Linked DNA regions of Homo sapiens: region 2 is linked to region 1. The links are chromatin loops, found by intact Hi-C in ENCODE. Cell type or tissue: CD4-positive, alpha-beta T cell. All regions are shown on one strand. Links, peaks and the distances in the headings refer to the core of each region. The heading gives the core; the rest is flanking DNA.

What was found. Hi-C counts contacts between places; a loop is a spot of excess contacts. Peaks named below come from ENCODE experiments on the same cell type or tissue, not always from the same donor. Only the 100,000 strongest peaks of a DNase experiment are listed, where the experiment ranks them.
Region 2: it touches region 1 in a loop (3-fold over the local background); 22 of 110 quality-filtered maps call a loop at or near these places.

What each region holds. Positions count from the first base shown.
Region 1 is chr10:94,315,540-94,325,944 of GRCh38, reverse strand. It overlaps PLCE1 (phospholipase C epsilon 1), which reads right to left. Exons shown (of 33, transcript NM_016341.4): 29 at 9,189-9,398; 30 at 3,886-4,044; 31 at 1,378-1,596; 32 at 841-1,053. The coding sequence ends at 865. It also overlaps a transcript of NOC3L not described here. Among named protein-coding and RNA genes, the nearest start is that of PLCE1-AS1, 34 kb to the right of the region's middle. In CD4-positive, alpha-beta T cell, for the core only: CTCF peaks have their summits at 5,271 and 5,470 (motif pointing right); a DNase peak (open chromatin) is centred at 5,474.
Region 2 is chr10:93,822,880-93,833,284 of GRCh38, reverse strand. No RefSeq gene overlaps it. Among named protein-coding and RNA genes, the nearest start is that of SLC35G1, 66 kb to the left of the region's middle. In CD4-positive, alpha-beta T cell, for the core only: no CTCF peak of the experiment used is centred there; a DNase peak (open chromatin) is centred at 6,044.

The DNA of each region.
Region 1 (10,405 bases), core at 1,275-9,274:
TTTTGCTTTCTTTTTAACCACATCCCGGATGCCAGATTTTTATTTTTTTAATTGAGGCAGAAGGAGATGAGGTTGTTGAAGCTACATCAAACCTAAATTAGAACAGTAATAAAACGAGAAATCCAAAAGAATAAAAGCTGAATGATCCATAGAGCCCTTGAAGAATGTTTCTGTCAGCTATTAATACTGAAGACAGTTGTCTGATGAAATAAGGCTATCAGAGTACTTTGGGCAAGTTGATTGACTTCTTGGGAGCTTTGCTTATTTATCTACAAAATAAATAAGGGGTCTAAAATTACAAAAGCTCAAGTTACATATATATATTTTTTTTTTTCTTTTTTTTTTTTTGAGACGGAGTTTTCACTCTCATTGCCCAGGCTGGAGTGCAATGGTGTGATCTCAGCTCACTGCAACCTCTGCCTTCCAAGTTCAAGTGATTCTCCTGCCTCAGCCTCCCCAGTAGCTGGGATTATAGGCATGCACCACCATGCCCAGCTAATTTTGTATTTTTAGTAGAGACGGGGTTTCTCCATGTTGGTCAGGCTGGTCTTGAACTGACCTCAGGTGATCTGCCTGCCTTGGCCTCCCAAAGTGCTGGGATTACAGGCATGCGCCACCACGCCCAGCCTCTTTCCCTTTTTCTTTATAGGCGGTGTTCAATAGCATATCATGTTACACATATCTTCAGAGCCCTTTTCCTGTTTTAAGGTCCCATTCCTACCTGCCTTCAAGGGACATCCTCCTGTTGGAAAAGATAAAAGACATTGTACTAATTATGCCTTCCTTACAAAGTAGTTTAAGTTAAGCCCTGTTCCAGGATGGTGCAATGACTTACTATACCTGGGTTAAACATGCTGCCCTTAGTCACTGTCGGTAATCCATTGTGTCACTGGAGGACAAGCCACCCACAGGTTTCTCCTCCTTGGTTTGGATACTTTCTGAGGTCAAGAGCTGAGAAGGTGATGTAAGTCCTCGGGGCTGTTTAGTTGACTTGGTGAGCTTCTTGAGTTCACTTGCGAAAGAAATGCCTTTCTTTTTATCTTCTCGAGATGCCTGTGGGAACAAAGAACCTTCCATTGGTGTTAGGTTAAACTCAGGTTCCTCTGTCACATGACACTATTTCAGAAGAGCGCTTTCCTCTTCTCTCTAGAGCTTTGGAGAGAGTAGGGCTGAGGAGCTCCCCTCTAGGACTGCTTAACCGCAAGCTCGGCCACATGTTTTTTCACACAGTGAAAACAAAGCCAAACAATTTTCTCCTAACTCCATTCCTTGACTCAGGAACTTTCTCCTAAATTTCACCAGCTTCCAGATCTGGCTACAGTGTAATTATGGGTATCAGATAACTTAAGAACAGAGCAAAATAACTTTAAACTTTACCTGCACCTGCTCCTTTAGCTTAAGGATGAATTTTCCTGCACCTTTCCACTTGCTTTGGGCTTGAAACACACACTCCTGATCCAGAAGGACCCGCTGAGAGGACTTTGGTGTGGTAGTCTTCTTGTTGGTAGTGTCTTTCACCACCTCTTCCAAAAGCACATAGTCGCTTGGATTGGGGTTGCTCAGGATGCTGTAGGAATATTTGGCTTTGCATAAGGTCTGAAAGGTAAGTTATGATCAACTGAATAAAGACACAGAATCTCCAACATTTGCATTCATTCTATATGAAACTTTAAGGTGGAAAAATGGCCCAGACTAGAGATGAAGGGGATCTTCCAGATCATTTCATCCAACTCATTTTGCAGTTGTATAGTTGTAGCTTGTAATGTAATTTCCCACGTTACCTCATTTAGCTTTGCAACAGTCTATGAATTAGGTGTTATTATCCTGAATTTCAGACGAGGAAGCTTATACTTAAGACAGGTTAAGTAGATTCCAGGATATATACAGCTATAATAGTAACAATAAAGGTCTGAACCAGATTTTCTGCATGTACCAGCGCTCACAGACATGAAAGTCAGCCAGTGAGGAATAGAATCTTGCTCTTCAGGAGCGTCTCTGTCCCACTGGGCTATCTCTATCACAGAGTCTTGGATGTTGAAAGAATTTTAGAAGTCAACTGATCTCTCTTTTCATTTAATATAAGAATGTCTTTCATTGATGCATTTGTTAATTCATTAAATGTTTAGTGAGGGCCAATTATGTCCCAGATACTGTGCTGTACTTTTAGGGGAGACAAAGATAAGTTAAAGAAATGTAAGTCTGGGCCCTTTGGAATTCAAAGTCAGTTGAATAAGATGGCTAATATTAACTAAGTTATCATACAGTAAGAACAGCAAGTAACCCTTAAGTAATGTTTACCATTTGCTAGGCATTGTATTAAACATCTTACATATACTTAACCTTCAAGGAAAGTACTATCATACTATCTCCATATTGTCTATGTGGTGGTCTATGTGGTGACTTACCATGTAGTGTTTTGCTGGAGCCAACGGGAATAGTCTGGTGAAATCAGATATGGTAGGGGCATTTACACAAAAGAAATAAATAAGGGCTTTTATCTTTCTTTTACAAAGAGCTGGTTTACCAGCACACTACTATAACTAAGGCACAGATCTGAGCTTTTACTCCAGGTCTCAGAAGTAGAGCTGGGATTTGAATCTAACACAGCTTGATCTAGGGTCTGTGCTCTTAATTGTTGTGTTGTATGTCTTCTCAAATAGGTGTTTGATGAATGGCCTACCCTAACAAGGCTATGAAGGAAGCAAACTTCTCTGAAACCATGTAAACTCTCAGAGAAGCGTGATTTAGAGGAGGGGAGAGGATCAGAGTAGGCCTCCTACTTGTCCTCTGTAGGATCCTTGAGAGATGGTCAGTACCTACTGGCTTAGGTATTTCTGGGACCATGACATTGTCACTGCAGAGTCACTTCCTAAATCCATTATTATCAATGCTTTATAGAGATCCAAACTCACTGTAGATACTAAGTGTCTGTTGAAGGAATGAATTAATATTTCCAAGATTTTAAACTTTTAAAATTTGTTTTTGTTTGAGACAGGGTCTGGCTGTGTTGCCCAGGCTGGAGTAAAGTGGCACGATTTTGGCTCATTGCAAACCTCTGCCTCCCAGGCTCAAGCGATCCTCCTATCTCAGCCTCCTGAGTAGCAGGGACTACAGGTGCATGCTACCATGCCTGGCTAATTTTTGTACTTTTTTTTTTTTTAGACGAAGTTTCACTCTTGTTGCCCAGGCTGACGCGCAATGGCATGATCTCGGCTCACTGCAACCTCTGCCTCCCGGGTTCAAGCGATTCTCCTGCCTCAGCCTCCCAAGTAGCTGGGATTACAGGTGCCTGCCACCACGCCCAGCTAATTTTTGTATTTTTAGTAGAGATGGGGTTTCACCATGTTGGCCAGGCTGGTCTCGAACTCCTGACCTCAGGCAATCCACCCGCCTTGGCCCCACAAAGTGTTGGGATTACAGGCGTGAACCCCCGTGCCCAGCAATTTTTGTACTTTTTGTAAAGACAGGGTTTTGCCATGTCAGCCATGCTGGTCTCAAACTCATGAGCTCAAGTGATCTGCCCCCCTCAGCCTCCCAAACTGCTGGGATTACAGGTGTGAGCCACTGGGTTGGTTGTTTTTTTTTTCAATTAGAGACAGGGCCTCACTCTGTCATCCAGGCTGCAGTGCAGTGGCCAGTCATAGCTCACTGCAGCCTCCAACTCCTGTGCTCAAGTAATCCTCCTGCCTCAGCTTCCTAAAACTGGGATTACAGGCATGAGCCACCATGTGAGGCAATTTCCCAGCCTTAAGAGGCACACACTCCCCTTTGAGGTCCCTGTTGTTGAGGAACTTCACTCATAAAATGAGCCATCAGTGCACAGACATTTGTTCCAATAATTTATGCTGAGGAAAGGACTCAGGTGAGGAAGGGAGAGGCTTTTACCTGCTGAATGACATCCTGTGCAGTGCTGACGCGGGGTGCTTTGATGACTGTTCGAGGTTGCTCTGGAGAAACATCATGCACTTGGACAAAGAAACTCTCCTCCTCTGAGCTCAAGATCACCTCTTTGTCATCTTGAACAATGTTTTTCTCTTCTAGGTTCTATGTTTAAAAAGAAAAAATGTGAGTAAATAATAGGTTTATGCAGAATAAAGAAAGACAAATCTAGCAAAAATCTGAGCTTGTATCTTGGTGATGTAGAAACTTCTTAGCTTAATATCTCATATACTATGTTATTATTTCATAAACTGTTCTAAAAGGATATACCTATCTCCTGAGAGGAGGAAACTACTGTGCTTCTGATGATGTTGATAGATCCATAACAAGCCAATTTATCTGCTCCTATTAGCTGTGGGTTTTTTTTTTTTTTTTTCTGAGATGGAGTCTTGCTCTGTTGCCCAGGCTGGAGTGCAGTGGCATGATCTTGGCTCACTGCAGCCTCCACCTCCTGGGTTCAAGCAATTCTCCTGCCTCAGCCTCCTGACTAGCTGGGATTACAGATGTGTGCCACCATGCCTAATTTTTGTATTTTTAATAGAGACAGGGTTTCGCCATGCTGGCCAGGCTGGTCTTGAACTCCTGACCTTGTGATCCACCTGCATCGGCCTCCCAAAGTACCAGGGTTACAGGTGTGAGCCACTGTGCCCCGCCTAGCTGTGGATTTTGAGAGTCCAAGTTGACTGTAGGTAAATTTGTAGAAAGACAATATACCATTTTGCCAATTAGCAAAAGCCAAATAAGAACACAGTAAATTGTATTTAAAAGAAAGCTCACCCATTTCCACAGACGTTGAGCATTTAAGAAATGCTAGACATCTGAAATATAAACCATGAAATTGACAGGTTGGGTGAACAAAACTGCAGTGACAAGGCTGAATGAATGGCTGGAGGTAAGCCACATTGAAACAAATTTTGACAAAATTCACAGTAAAATTATGAGAATTAGATTAATTGGCTTTTTGGTGGATTATGTATCTACAGATATATGTATCTTATTAAAAATTTTCAAACAGTACAGAAGCGTATCAATAAGAAAAACCAAACTTTTCCCATTCTCATCTTTTTTCCTTCTCCCACCTTATTCGCCACAAAATACCCCACTGTCATTGGATAATACATCCTTTTAAACATTTGCTGTGGATGTTCAAATGTATTTTTGTGTATGTGACTATGTAAAGCAACACCCTTGAATTAGGTGAATTTAGATATAATGTGATTGTCAAGCAGCTGCTGCTGTTCTTTGTCCACCACATTTTCAAATGAGGATAGCTTCCCTTTTGCAAGAGGGAGACTTAGTAAAAGGGCAGGGAGAGGTAAAGTAAGTAAACAGTAGACAACCTCATCTCAGCAAGTGAGGTCTTGGCAGGAAAACTCCCTTATCCCCAGAATTCTAGCCTCATCTCTCCAGACCAGGCTACTGAAATGGGTGCTAACTAACTAACCAGAAGAATCCATGAGTTGCTGTCGCTATCTTGGAAGTTCCAACTAGAATTGTACCCATTGATTAAAGTCAGAATAGATAACTGCCACCAGGTGGCGCCAAAACTGCAACCAGGGCCAGAAAGGACTGGCTTCTGAAGCTTGCCCCAATCATTTAATTAACTTTGCAATCATGGCCTTATAATTACATGATTTTTTGTTAAATAAATAAAGATATATAATCTATTTTAACTTTTTTCAATGAGTGAAAAAATCCATTTGATTTTTTTCCCATGAATGAATACTCCATTATATAATGGAAGGGGGGGAAGAGATGAGCTATTGTCTCTTTTTACATAAAATGAGATTGTATCCTATGTATACTGTTTTACAACTTGCTTAATAATATGTCATTGCACTGATCATCATATATTTAACCAGTCAGAGAGTAAGATTGAGAGGTAATTCACATGACATAATTTATAATCTTTGTCCCCCAAACCAGGAGGCAAGAAATCAGAAAACCAGAGTTGGCACATAAAATGTCCCAACAACGATGCATTAAGCTTTATTTTTAAGAGAGCACCCTTAGGAGGCTGAGGCAGGAGAGTGGTGTGAACCCGGGAGGCGGAATTTGCAGTGAGCTGAGATCGCGCCACTGCACTCCAGCCTGGGCAATAGAGCCAGACTCCATCTCAAAAAAAAAAAAAAAAAAAAAAAGAGCACCTTTGAGCCTCCCTCAGAGCTTATTTTAAGGTATTTCTAGCCACATTAGTTCGAAGCCACAGGTTATGAACAAAATAACAATAGCCCTCACTTATATCCCTTTTTACTAAGCATTGTTGTACACCTTGTCTGTGTACATGTTTGACATGAGTCTCATGATCATTTCTTTGAGTCAAGTAGGGTAGTTTGTATATAGATTTTACAAATTAGGGCAGTGAGGTTTACAGAAGTTAGGTGGTCTGTTCATTGTGACAATCCTGGTTTACCCAATTTCAAATCCAGTAACAGAAGAGGACACATTGACCACAGGAAGATGTGGTATCTGACAGCTTGAAAGCCCAGGAGACAAGAAAATTATAAAAGGCAGGAGAGATCAGAGGTCACAGAGAGCAACTGAAGAATTTTCATATATGGGCAAACTGCTTATATGTCTTATTAGTTCCATGGGATAAAATAAATGGAAATACTTATAGCCCAAATCTGTCTCCTCTAGTAGTGCCCTCTTACATTCAGTAATTACTGAATTCATTTATTCAATCAGCAATTATTATTTGGGTATCACTATGCACCAGGTAAACCTAGATACACTAAATTTAGTTATCTTTTGAGATATATTTCAGTCATTTCAAAAATTTCCTAACAAAGGCATATAAAGGACAACTTGCCATATTTTACTTATCAGAAAAATCTTGTTAGCCTTCCCTTCTGATTTATGCCCCTTTTTCTTCAAAATGCCTTCCTTTACCAGCCTTTTGGAAGCATATTCCTGAGGTCCCTACTGCCTGTTGTCATATACTTTTTTTTGTTTTTAAAGATGAAGTCTTGCTCTGTCACCCAGGCTGGAACACAGTGGTGTAATCTTGGCTCACTGCAACCTCTGCCTCCTGGGTTCAAGTGATTCTCCTGCCTCAGCTTCCTGAGTAGCTGGGACTACAGGTGCCTGCTACCACGCCCTGCTAATTTTTGTATTTTTAGTAGAGATGGAGTTTTGCCATGTTGGCCAGGCTGGTCTCAAACTCCTGAGCCTGCCTTGGCTTCCCAAAGTGCTGGGATTACAGGTGTGAGCCACCGTGCCCAGCTTGTTGTGGTATACATTTAAATTGCATTTGGGTGTCCCTCACCTCCCCAGCTCCTCTGAGCATAAAATGAAGCTTCCTGTGACACTCAGCAGCCAGCCTGTCTTCCCTCTAGCCTACCCACTGCCTCCTGCTCCTCCCAAGGTGCTGAGTGTGGGTGATCCACAAGGATGGACACAATTTCAGCTTGGGTAGCACAGGATGGTGGAAAGAACACTGACCTGGAAGCCATAGACTTGAGTTCTTTCTACTTCTAACCCTGTCATGATTTCACCTCTCTGAATCTATTTCCTTAAGTGTAAAATGGTTTCCATTATATCATTCAACATAGTGTTTGAGGGCTTTCAACGCTGTAAATCATACACAAGTATGAGGTTTACAAATTTACTGATTTTCTGACATCGCTTAGAGGATACATACTTTTTACATGTAGCTAATTAATAAGGCAAGACAATTTAGGAACAGGACAAAAATTTAGACATTAAAGATGGCTTCAAAAGTACAGCTAAGCCCTCTGATATTTTATCATAAAGTGATTATTATTAGGGTTGCCTGGTCTCTGTCTTAGCAATTAGTGTGTCTTAATAGGGAGAGAAGGCTGGGGAGACAATTACATTTTTTTGCTTAAATTAAATGCCCTTTCATTGTCTCAGGCAAGGTCAGGGAAAGAAGGCAGTGGCTCTGGGCTCTAGAGTTGATGCTAGAGCTCTGTAGAGGCTTTAGGTCACATTCACTCACTGTGACTAGAAAGTGAAAACACACAATGGTTAAAATTGGCTATTATCTTCACTGTGCCCTAGCAAGCATGGGCCTGAGGCACCTTCTATCAGGCAAGCACTATTACATGCCCCAAAGGAGCAGATCATGTGCCCAGAACAGGGCTTGGTACATATTAGGTGCTCAATATTTATGTAATCAAATTGTTGAATAGACTCAACTGCTTGACTATCAACATGTCATGACGCATGACTGTCTATGCTAGAGAAATGACCTTATATGTCATTCTTAAGTTAGTAGGGTTTTCTCAGTTAATTCAGGGAAAAAAAAAAGTGCTTCATCAATTAAGTCAAACAGGAGCCAATCAGTTTGGAGTCAACATGGCAGTTGTTGCATCCTTTCCTTCCCAGGAATGATCATGGGAATCTTAGCACACGTAATATAAATTGTTACTAATTCTGACTCAGGCCAAGATATTATTCTTACTTTGTATGAAGTTCTGGAATATTTTCAAAGAAATATTATTATTTTACTTGTAAGCATGGAAGCTTCTATTAGCTAAAACTTCTATTAGCTAAAACTGGAAGTCAGTCATCCCCAGAATAGAAAATACCTGCAGGTTTTGCATTATACAGTAATGTGACCCTCACAACGATGTCTTTTCACACATACAAATAAAATACTGGACCCATAGCTGATGACATGCATAAGGAATCTTTGCTTCCTTTATCTTATAAGGTATGTTTTTATTTATTTTTAAAATGGAATAGTTTATTTGTGTGAGAAAACATATTTCCTTGTCTTTTTTTTTGAGACAGAGTCTTGTTCTGTTGCCCAGGCCAGAGCACAATGGCACGATCTCAGCTCTCTGCAACCTCTGCCTCCTGGGTTCAAGTAATTCTCCTGACTCAGCCTCCCTCATGAGTAGCTGGGATTACAGGTGCCTGCCACCACGCCTGGCTAATTTTTGTATTTTTAGTAGAGATGGGGTTTCGCCATGTTGGCCAGGCTGGTCTTGAACTCCTGACCTCAAGTGATCCACCCACCTCGGCCTCCCAAAATGCTGAGATTACAGGCGTGAGCCACCACGCCCGGTCTAAGGGATGTTTTTTAGATTGAATTTCTGTACCTTAGAGATAATATTCTGATTATGTGCAGAAGAATAAAACTGTTCATCCACATTTACTTAAGAAGAATATAAACCAAGTTGCAATTACAAGAAATTCTGAATTTCAGGGAGGTTGTGAGTGGTAAATGGCTAATCACATAATGAGTCGTTACTGTGTAGGCTGCACCCAGACACACTTACTTCCTGCTGGGTTTTTAAGACAATCCTGCCCATGTATCCCTCTTCTGGAAACCAGCTGCTTAAAATTTGCATGATCTCCTCTTCTGGACCAATGGCTCTCTGGAATGGTTGTTTCCTACATTCATTCTTTTCTTTAGATATAAAATATTTTTCTTCCATCAAAAAATAGTCTGTGGTAACAGGTTTGATGTCTTGTTCATTTGTCAGAATCTAAAGAAAAAGTGAAGGCAAACTGAGGAGTGAGGCAAAAACTTAAAACAAATCAACTTTCATGGTGTTCAGATAGGTTTGCTATGCAATTTATAAGTGAAATTTACTCTAGAGTATTGCATAATTCTTTTTGGAAGATCTAAGAATTCTCTTATGTTCAGAATGGATTGTTTATGTTCACTCCGGGCAACGGCACAACTTATTCATAATCCCCAGACAGCATAACTATTTTTTCCCACTGCTGGAATGAGAGCTCCTAGTGAATTAAAAATTTTAGGTTTCTCATTCCATGAACTTAGCCCTTTGTAATCTTGCAACACAGGACTGAGGGCAAATAACCTAGTTTAGTATTTACTAAGATAATCTCTTTTTCTCACATTGGAAATACTCGGTCATCTTCTCATGGAAGGTTTGTAGGGCTAGGTTCTCATGTGGTCTAAGTTCCTGGGAATTCTTCTTTAAATAAACTTCTGACAGTGTGCTTAAAGGGCTTGTTTTCTTTGTTGGCTGCTGACCCTGTGCAGTCAAACAGGGCAGCTGAGACAAAGCCCTGGAACCAGACAGACCTGAGTCTGAGGTCTGCCTTTAATACTTGTTGGCTACGAATTATTGGGTAAGATACTTAATCCCTTGGAGACTGTTTTCCGATCTACACAATGGAAATAGTAGCAATCTTAATTTTGTTTTATGGTTGAAGCATAAATCATAACATGGGTACATTAGGTGAACTCAATAAAGATGAGCCATTATAGTTACTTTTTTTTTTTTTTTTTTTTTGAGACAGAGTCTCCCTCTGTCGCCCAGGCTGGAGTGCAGTGGCGTGATCTCGGCTCACTGCAACCTCCGCCTTCCCAGGCTCAAGTGATTCTCATGCCTCAGCCTCCCGAGTAGCTGGGATTACAGGTGTGCACCACCATGCCTGGCTAATCTTTGTATTTTTAGTGGAGACAGGGTTTCACCATGTTGGCCAGGCTGGTCTCAAATTCCTGACCTCAAGTGATCTGCCC
Region 2 (10,405 bases), core at 1,321-9,320, 490 kb after region 1:
TTCATACCTGGATGTGATACATGGAGTCAAAAGAGATTATTTTGGAGCTTTAGGATTTAATGCCTGCAATTCTGGATTTTGGACTTGCATGGGGCCTGTAGCCCCTTTTCTTTGGCAGATTTCTCCCTTCTGGAATGGGAGTATTTACTCAATGCCTATACCCCCCATTGTATCTTGGGAGTTATTAACTTATTTTTGATTTTATAGGCTCATAGGTGGAAGGGACTAGTCTTGTCTCAGATGGGACTTTGGACTTTTGAGTTAATGCTGGAATGAGTTAAGACTTTGGGGGACTATTGGGAAGGCATGATTGTATTTTGTAATATGAGAAGGCCATGAGATTTGGAGGAGTTAGAGGTAAAATAATATGGTTTGGATCTGTGTCCTCACCCAAATCTCATGTTCAATTGTAATCCCCAATGTTAGAGGTGGGGCCTGATGGGAGGTGATTAAATCATGGGGGTGGTTTTTAATAGTTAAGCACCATCTTCCTAGTGCTGTTCTCATGATAGAGTTCTCATAAGATCTGGTTGTTTAAAAGTGTGTAGTACCTCCCCCATCTCTCTCTTCTTCCTGCTCTGGCCATGTAAGAGGTGCCTGCCTCACCTTCACCTTCTGCCATGATTGTAAGTTTCCTGAGACCTCCCCAGAAGCTGAGCAGAAGACGTAATGCTTCCCGTACAGCCTGTAGAACCATGAACCAATTAAACCTCTTTTCTTTGTAAATTACCCAGTCTCAGATGTCTCTTCATAGCTGTGCAAAGATAGATTAATATATCTTCTCTGCTTATTTTTTTCCTTAACACTTGTCACAATCTAGCAGAGCATATATTTTACTTATTTATCTTATTCATTGTCTGTCTTCACCACCAAAATGCAAGCTCCAAGGAGACAGAGGTCTTTTTTCACTGCTGTTTCTGTCATATCTAAATCATAGCAGGTACTTTAAAAATATTTTTTGAATGAATGGATTGTGCTAGGTTCTGTTAGGAACAAAGAGGCTTTGAAGTCAAGAAACATCATTCAGTGATGACATAAGGCCTTCAATTCAAATAACATTAAAAAGAAATGAATGAATCAAGACACAAGTTTCCACATCAATAACAGAAACACAAAGAGCCTACCTCAACCTAATTAACCAACTTATAGATTTAACAACCTTGAAATTCCTTAACATTTCTTTCAAAGGAGCAGATTATTTAGCAGCTTCCTTTTTAAAACCAGGGAACATAATTATAGATACATAGACTTCAGAAGGGTAAAGGATTTACAAGTCATATTTGCATGTTTTTAGGAAAATTCTGGTTTTTGCAGGTCTGAAGAAATGAGCCATTGAGACATTCAAAACAATTAAACCAAGGATGCAGATAACTACATTTAATATTATGATCTTACTTACTGGGAAGTTGTGTGCAGACAATTTCACTGACTTACGGGAGCTTTCAAAATTCTATTTTCCAGTTATTTTATCTTTGACTGAACTCTGAGTTTTTAGTGATTAATTAAATTTGTTTTTTTTGCCACCTAAATTTTAACAAAATATTCCATCAGACAAGTAGATTGTGGCAAGTGTTATTTAGGTTTTTTAAAATAAGTTTTTACTCATTAGAAAGGCTCACAAGTTTTTTTCTGAGATAACATTTAAGAGAAAGTCACACATTTGAGTTTTTCATGCTAAAACGTTTCAAAATGTAAAGTTTAGGCTGGGCACAGTAGCACATACCAGTAATCTCAGCACTTTGAGAGGGTAAGGCGGGAGGATCGCTTGAGCCCAGGAGTTCAAGACAAGCCTGGGCGACATATTCAGACCCTGTCTCTACAAATAGTATAAAAATTAGCCAGGCATGGTGGTATGTGCCTGTAGTCCCAGCTACTTGGGAGGCTGAGGTGAGCGGAGCAGTTGAGCCCAGGAGGTTGAGGCTACAGTGAACCAAGGTTGCACCACTGCACTCCAGCCTGGAGAGGAGAGAGAGAGAGAGAGAGAGAGAGACAGAGACAGAGAGAGAGAGAGACAGAGAGAGAGAGAGAGAGAGAGAGAGAGAGAGAGACCCTGTCTCTAAATAAAGCAAAATAAAATAAAATGTAAAGTTTATGAAGAATTAATACCTTTCACCCCTTGCATTTACATTGGATATTGACTGACTTGCTGTTTTTTCTCAGTGTCAAATCAGAAAACCCTCTGCTGCAGTTTGAGGAAAAGTCTTCAAATGTTCAACTTTTGTGTTTTTCTGCACTGAACTTGCATAGATGAGTGGCTTTTAAAATGTAGTTCAGGACTTACAAAGTGGTCCACATGGATTCTGGGGAATGGTGCAAATCGGGGGCCCCTGCAGCATTAATGTTTCTGGTATGGATTAACAAACATTAAAGGCATTTAATGTAAACATTTAAGTTCATTAATTCATTCATTCAAAAACTGTTGTATTGAGTACTTACTAAATGCCAAGCACAATGCTAGGTGAGGGATTATAGCTGTGAACAAAACAGACATGGACTAGCTCTCATGGAGTTTACTTTCTAGTGTGGAGAAAGATACCAAACAGGCAAATAAATGAGAGATAATTTTAAATATATGACTTGCATTCTAAACAAAATAAAACAAATAAAACGGTGTGATGTGATAAGAGTAATAGAGTGGGGTGGGAGAGATTTGGTGCTTAAGGACAGCCTCTCTGAGAAGGTGACATGTGCTAAGACCTGAATGACAAGAAGAAAATTAGTCCCAAAAGATGGACTGAGATGAACTGTCGATCTCAGCTTTTCATGCCTGAAAAATTGTAATCAATTATCAAACTTATTTTTAATTCTTCCCTACATGTACCTGCTGCCCCAGCCAGGCGTATGTCAAGAGTGACAACCTTCACCTCACCCCTCCATGGAGGTGACACATTCTTCAAAAGCCAAATGTCTTGATGCCTTCTTAGTCATAAATATTACTGTTTCTTAAATAATAGTAAAGGGCAGGGGAGACAATTTTTTTGGCATTTCTTGGCATCTGGGGAAAACCATCCACCTATTCCATGCACCTTTAGCCTGGGGAAAAGGGAATAGAGTGTTATGTGAGGAAGACTTCAGCAAAGGTCTAAAACATGAAGGTGAGTTTTTGGACTCCAATGTTCAGCTGACTGGGGCACCAATCTGTGAACTGACAATAGTTATTTAGTGTTCTGTATTCATGCACTGAGATCTGATTAAACCCTTTGGAAGATTCCTTCTCTTATTTCCAGTGGAACATCTTGCAGCAGGAACCTGAGGCTCCATGTTGAAGCTAGGTTCCTGCATCTGCCACCTGGATCTTAAGCCACCTTGTCACTGAGTTTCAAGACCCTTCTAACAGTAAGTGCCTCCTATGACATGTGATATGGTTTGGCTGTGTCCCCACCCAAATCTCACCTTGAATTGTAATAATCCCCATATATCAAGGCAGGTGGAGATAATTGAATCATGGGGGTGGTTTCCCCCATACTGTTCTCGTGGTAATGAATAAGTCTCACGAGATCTGATGGTTTTATAAAGGGGAGTTCACCTGCACATGCTCTCTTGCCTGCTGCCATGTAAGATGTGACTTTGCTCCTTATTCACCTTCTGCCATGATTGTGAGGCCTCCCCAGCCATGTGGAACCATGAGTTAATTGAATCTCTTTCCTTTATAAATTACCCAGTCTTGGTATGTCTTTATTAGTAGCATAAAAAACAGATTAATACAACATGCTTATCCTGCCTCTAAGCCTGTAGACTCAGTTATTCTAGAATGCTCAAGCCTTTCCAATGGGCCTGTGCAAACGTTGCCTGTCATTTAAAGCTATCTCCTCCCTAAAGTCTTTCCCAGTGACTCTGACTTCTCACAGCCCCTGTTGTGGTCAGCATAATATTCTCCTTGGCTATGACTTCGTAGACCTGCATTCTTTTAAACTCTGCTCCCAGAGACTATGATGATCAGCCTGGTCCAGGAACTTACTTTCCATCTGAAGGAGATTCAAGGGGAAAGAGAAAGAGAGTGGCCAAACAGATAGAGACAGGACTGATTCTCTGCTTTCTACAGTTCTTGGTTGACTTCAGAGACAGGCCTTCCTAATTTGGATCAAACTGGTCTTTCTAGTTCAAGGCCACAGGTCATAGTATGGAAGCTTCTTAAACTTTAGGAGCAGAAGAATCACTTAGGAGGCTTACTACAAATGCAAATTTCCAGGGGTCAGCCCCAGAGGTTCTCCTTCAGTAAATCTGGTGAGTCCTGAGAATCTGCATTTATACAAGCACCCCCAGGTAATTGAGATATTGCTTATCTGTGAACATTTTGTAAAATACTTGCATAATGAAGTGCAAGGAACCATTGCCCACCTCTGCCTCTTCTGTGTAACAGGGTTCTCTATTGTAAGACAGGATCCTAAAATTCTAGTTCATCCAACAAACATTTATTTAATCCAATGTCATACTAGGCATACAGATTAGGCCATAAAAATATTTGGGACATACCTATACTAAAAAGGTATTAGTTGCTTATCTCAAATTCAAATTTAACCAGGCATTTTGTATTTTACTTGGCATTGCCAGGTGGCATGGGGCTGGGAGGAATTGCTGCAATTTGGGTCCTCTGGCAGGCAGACTGAGATGGAGTTCACTGCTCAGGATGTTTATTAGGAAGCACCCTTGAAATCAACACATGTGGAAGAGAGAAGGAAGCTAGATCAGGCTGAGAAAGAAGGCAAATTGAGATGCAGGCCCAACATCCTTGACCAGTCCAACAGGTGGCTGTGAGCCAAAAAGCATCAGAATTGCTCTGCAATGGACTGAAATAGCTGGGACTTTATACGCCGGCTTTCATCCATTACTGAGTACAAGCCATCCCAGGAAGAGTGTAACACTAGGCAAGGCAGCTCTTTGCAGCTGAGGCAGGAGCTGAAGGGGCAGCAGCACTCTTAGCAGCCAGGTAAGTCCTTCTTTGAGTGGGGATCCCTCTTCTTTGAAGGCAGGGAATCTCAGCCGGGTGCGATGGCTCATGCCTGTAGTCACAGCACTTTGAGGGACCGAGCTGGGTAGATCAGTTGAGGTCAGGAGTTTGAGACCAGCCTGGCCAACATTGTGAATCCATCTCTACTAAAAATACTATATATATATCTAAATTAGCTGGGTGTGGTGGTGGGCGCCTGTAATCCTAGCTACTCTGGAGGCTGAGGCAAGAGAATCACTTGAACCCAGGAGGCAGAGGCTGCAGTGAGCTGAGATTGTGCCACTGCACTCCAGCCTGGGTAACAGAACAAGAGTTTGTCTCAACACACATGCACACACACACACACACCCCACAAAAATGTAGTGAATCTCTGTGGCCCCTACAAGAGTCTGAGATCTAGCTACGAAGCCAGTCTGTGGGTTCCATCCATTAAAAATTAATGTGATCTTATTTTATGCTTGAGAGATCATAACACCTGGATATAGTGGTTACATTGATTCAGCCAGAAGCCTCTGGCCTACAATAGTATACCACCGCTGGCTTTTTTGAGCTACTTCACAGTGTGATATTTTTGTGGACACCAATTTTCAAACCTCCACAACCCAGAAAATAGAATTGTCCAAAGTGAATGAGTGATTCATGGTGGAAACTCTCAGGGTTTAAGGAACAGAGCTGATGGAAAGCTGTGACAACCAGCTAATCATGAGGTGATCAACGCCTTTCATTCCAACAGTAGATTGTGACCAGGATAGTTTACCTAACACTGTCTCGGGGTTGCTGTATTTCCCATTCTTCATCCACTTATTCAGCCAACTGGTGCTAATTGACCTTTGGGCACAGAAATAAGAGCTCTTATTCCTTACGTATAGAATTCCTGAAAGCTTCCTATTATTAATAGGACAGCTTGAGTGAAGATGGAAAGGTTGTTCTTGATACTTAATATGTTTAGGTATTTCACTTTTTCATATCTTCCAATGCCTCATTTGCCTTTCTTTGAAGCATCACAGCCTCTCTTTCCTCTACATCAATAATTTATATATTTAAAAAAACCGCACTGGTTTCCATAGCAACTTCAAAGGTGAACAGCTCATCTAGGCCAGGAGGATCTTCAGAAACTGTTTATGATAAAATCACCAGGTCTTCTAGAGAAAAAAAAAAAAAAGCCAGCGACTTAAAACATTTAAAAGCTAACACTGTGGGAGAATACCTCCCCCCAAAACATGCGCGCATGCACACGCACACGCACACACACATACACACACACACGAGAGAGAGAGAGAGAGAGAAAGAGAGTGGCCTGATGGTGTACTGTGGAATTTGGTGCATTCTGGCATCTTTTTACAGTGTGGGAATGGGGCACAATTCCCTTAGCGACGTAGGCACAACACTATGCTGGGGGATGTGGGACTGGAGAAAAGGAATGAACCCTAACAAAAATGAGAATAATATTTTCCTGCTATAAAGTTTCATGGGGACCTCTTGGGTGCCCAGGGCTGAGTTCCTCATCTTTGTCAAATGTTGGAAGAATGCTTAAGATTCGATTATCATATTTCTGATTTTGTAGAGGAAGAATACAGGCTTAGAGAAAAATGGTATTTTGGAGAGCAAAGGCCAGAAGAACAGAAAATAGAGAGAAGGCGGGTGGCCATGAAAATGTACCACTCAGGTCTCCTACTGTGAAGAGCAAAATTGCCTGACTGGCCCCAGGTGCTGCTTCCGGATTCAGCACCACAATGTGCTGAGCCACACTCCCCAGGGGGCTGATCCCTGGGACGGCTGAGCATAGCAGAGGCACTAAGGCAAGCCCACTCCAGCAAGAGGCGTGTGGCTCTGACTCGAGGACTGTGGTTTGAGACGCTTCCTCCCCAGTGCTCCTTCCTGTCCAATTTCTTTCCCTGGGAGTCAGCCTGCATTATAGTCTGAAACTCGTCCAGCCTTCTCCCTTCCTCAATAATTCTTCTTGTGTGTCTGATTCTTCAAAAACATCTGTTTCTAGTGAACCCAAACTAGGGCACATATCATTTGAAATGGACAAAACACAGAGAAGAGTTAAGATGCATTTTGAATATGCTGGCCAAAGTCATCTTGGTCTTTAAAGGAGTGAAGAATGAAGTGAGCCTCGTGGTTCATTAAGAATTCAGCCAAATGGATGCTCAGCACCTTGGGCAGACAACTGTGTGCAGTCCATGTGCTCATGATCAAACTTGAACAACTGCTCCTTAAATTCAATGGGTGTTGACACATAATGTTAGTGACCAAACTTTAGGGAGCAGAAGGAAAACAAAATGCCAAACTTCTTTTTTTTTTTTTTTTTTTTAGATGGAGTCTCGCTCTGTCACCCAGGCTGGAGTGCAGTGGCATGATCTCGGCTCACTGCAACCTCCACCTCCCGGGTTCAAGCCATTCTCCTGCCTCAGGCTCCCGACTACAGGTGTGTGCCACCATGCCTGGCTTAATTTTTTGTATTTTTAGTAGAGACGGGGTTTCACCATGTTGGTCAGGCTGGTCTCGATCTCCTGACCTCATGACCCGCCCTCCTTAGCCTCCCAAAGTGCTGGGATTACAGGTGTGAGCCACTGCGCCTGGCCACAAAATGCCAAACTTCTTAAAAGAATAGCTTGAGTGTGTGATTCGCTTCATTGGTCTCTGTGTAACATTATAGTTTGTATAATATATAATTATATTAGAAAGCTGGATTTTCTTCCACAAATATCCCGGTATGTCTTCATTTTCCCCCTCTTTCATCCCTATGATCACGAATCACCTGAAGCCCTCATTGTTTATTACCAGACTTACTTCAACAGTCTCCTGTTGGTCTTCCTGCCTCCTTCCTCCAAGCTCCTGGGACTGGACAGTTGATTTTTCTAAACCACAGATTTGACTACATCAACCCTATGCTTAAAACCCTCCAGAGGCTCCTGCTCATTTCTTTCAAAATAAAACTGAACTCTTTAATTTGGCTTATGAGACCTTCAACGAGGCAGGTGACACCCTCTGGGTTCCACTCTCTTTACTCCTCAGCCAGACACAGGAGTTTCTTGGACTCTTAAGAGCCCTTCTTTAGAGTAGCTTGGCATATCCTGATGAAGTCCAGAGAGAGAAAGGCATGTCTCAGAGAGAACTGTGGGTGTTACTTTTGGCACATTGGGTATATATATATATATATATATATATATATATATATATATATATATATGTATGTATACCTGACCATATTTTTGAGTGACTGATACCAATTTACCACATACACCATGGGATATTTCCATTAATAAATTCAGGTGTTTTTTTTTCTTCCTGGAAAATTTTCTTAGATTATACTTTTTTAACATCAACTTTTTTTTTTTTTTTTTTTTTTTTTTTGAGACAGGGTCTCACTCTGTGGCCCAGGCTTGTGCAGTGGCGTGATCTCAGCTCACTGCAACCCCCGCCTCCTGGATTCAAGTGATTCTTCTGCTTCAGCCTCCAGAGTAGCTGGGATTACAGGCACATGCCACCACACCCAGCTAATTTTTCTACTTTTCGTAGATGTGGGGTTTCTCCATGTTGGCCATGTTGATCTCGAACTCCTGACCTCAGGTGATCCACCTACCTGGGCCTCCCAAAGGCCTGAGATTACAGGTGTGAGCCACTGCACCCGGCCAACATCAACTTTTTGAAGTTTAACTCACATATATAAATATGTACCAATTTTAAATATACAGTTTAATAATAATAATTATTATTATTTTTTGAGACACAGTCTCGCTCCATCGCCTAGGCTGGAGTGCAGTGGCATGAACTCGACTCACTGCAACCTCTGCCTCCTGGGTTCAAGCAGTTCCACCACCTCAGCCTCCCAAGTAGCTGGGATTACAGGGGCGTGTCACCACGCCCAGCTAATTTTTGTATTTTAGTAGAGATGGGGTTTCACCATGTTGGCCAGGCTGGTCTTGAATTCCTGACCTCAAGTGACCCACCTGCCTCAGCCTCCCAAAGTGCTGGGATTACAGGTGTGAGCCACTGTGCCCAGCCCAGTTTAATAAATTTTAAAAATGTATATGTTCATGTTACCTTTACCACCAAGATAATACATTTCATTATCTAAAAAAACTCCCTCCTGGCCCTTTGTCTTCATCCCCCCTACCCAAACAATCACTAACTGAGCAGCTTTCTGCTGCTGTAAATAAGATTTACCTTTTGTCAAATTTCATACAGTAGGTACTCTTTTGTGTCTGGCATCTCTGACTCGGAATAATATTTTGAGGTTTATCCTTGCTGCTGCATTGCTGGGTCAATTGTTCATTACTTTTATTACTGAGTGTATGCCACAATGTGTATCCTTTTACTTTTGATAGGCCTTAGGTTATTCTAGTTTTTTTTTTGCTGTTATAAATAAAACTGCTATTAACATTTGTATACAAGCCTTCTTGTAGACACGTTTTTATGTTTATCAGGTAAAAGGTAGGAATGTAATTGCTGTATTGTATGGTAACTGTGGGTTCAACCTTATAAGAAGCAGACAAATTATTTTCCAAAGGGGTTGTAACATTTTGCCTTCTCGACAGCAACATATGAGAGTTTCAGTTGCTTCATATCCTGGCCAACCCTTGGTATCATCAGTTTTGATCATTTTGGCCATTCTAGTGAGTGTGTATTGGCATCTCATTGTGGTTTTACTTTACAGCTCCTTGATGACCAACAAGGGTGAGCATCTTTTCATGTGCATATTGGACATTCATTATCATCTTTTGTAAAGTATTTCAACATAGCCAATGTTAAAAATTGGGTAGTTTGTCTTATTACTGAGTAATAACAGTTCTTTATATATTATGCATACAAGTTTTTGGTCGTATGTATGTGTTATGAATATTTTCTCTCATCATGTGGCCTATTTCATTAATAATGGTATATTTGAAAGAGAGAAGTCTACAATTTTGATGAAGTTCAATTTATCATTTTCTATTTTTGTTTTTCATGCCCAATCTAAGAAATCTATTTTTTATTTATTTATTTTTTGAGACAGGGTCTCACTCTGTCACCCAGGCTGGAATGCAGTAACACGATCATGGCTCACTGCAGTCTTGACCTCCCAACTCAGGCAGTCCTCCCACCTCAGCCCCCTGAGTGGCTGAGACTCTAGGCATGCACCACCACACCCGGCTAATTTTTGTATTTTTTGTAGAGATGGAGTTTCACTATGTTGCACAGGGCTGGTCTCGAACTCCTGGGCTCAAGCAATCCACCTGCCTTGGCCTCCCAAAGTGCTGGGATTACAGGTGTGAGCCAATGCGCTCAGCCAAGAAATCTTTGCTTATCCCAGATCAGAAATATTTTCTGCTATGTTTTCTTCTATAAGTTTTATATATTTAAATATTATGTTTAGGTTTATGTTTCATTTTAAATAATAAATTTTTGTGTATGATATAAAGTAAGAGTTGAGGTTCATTCTTTTCATGTGGATGTTCAGTTATTCCAGCA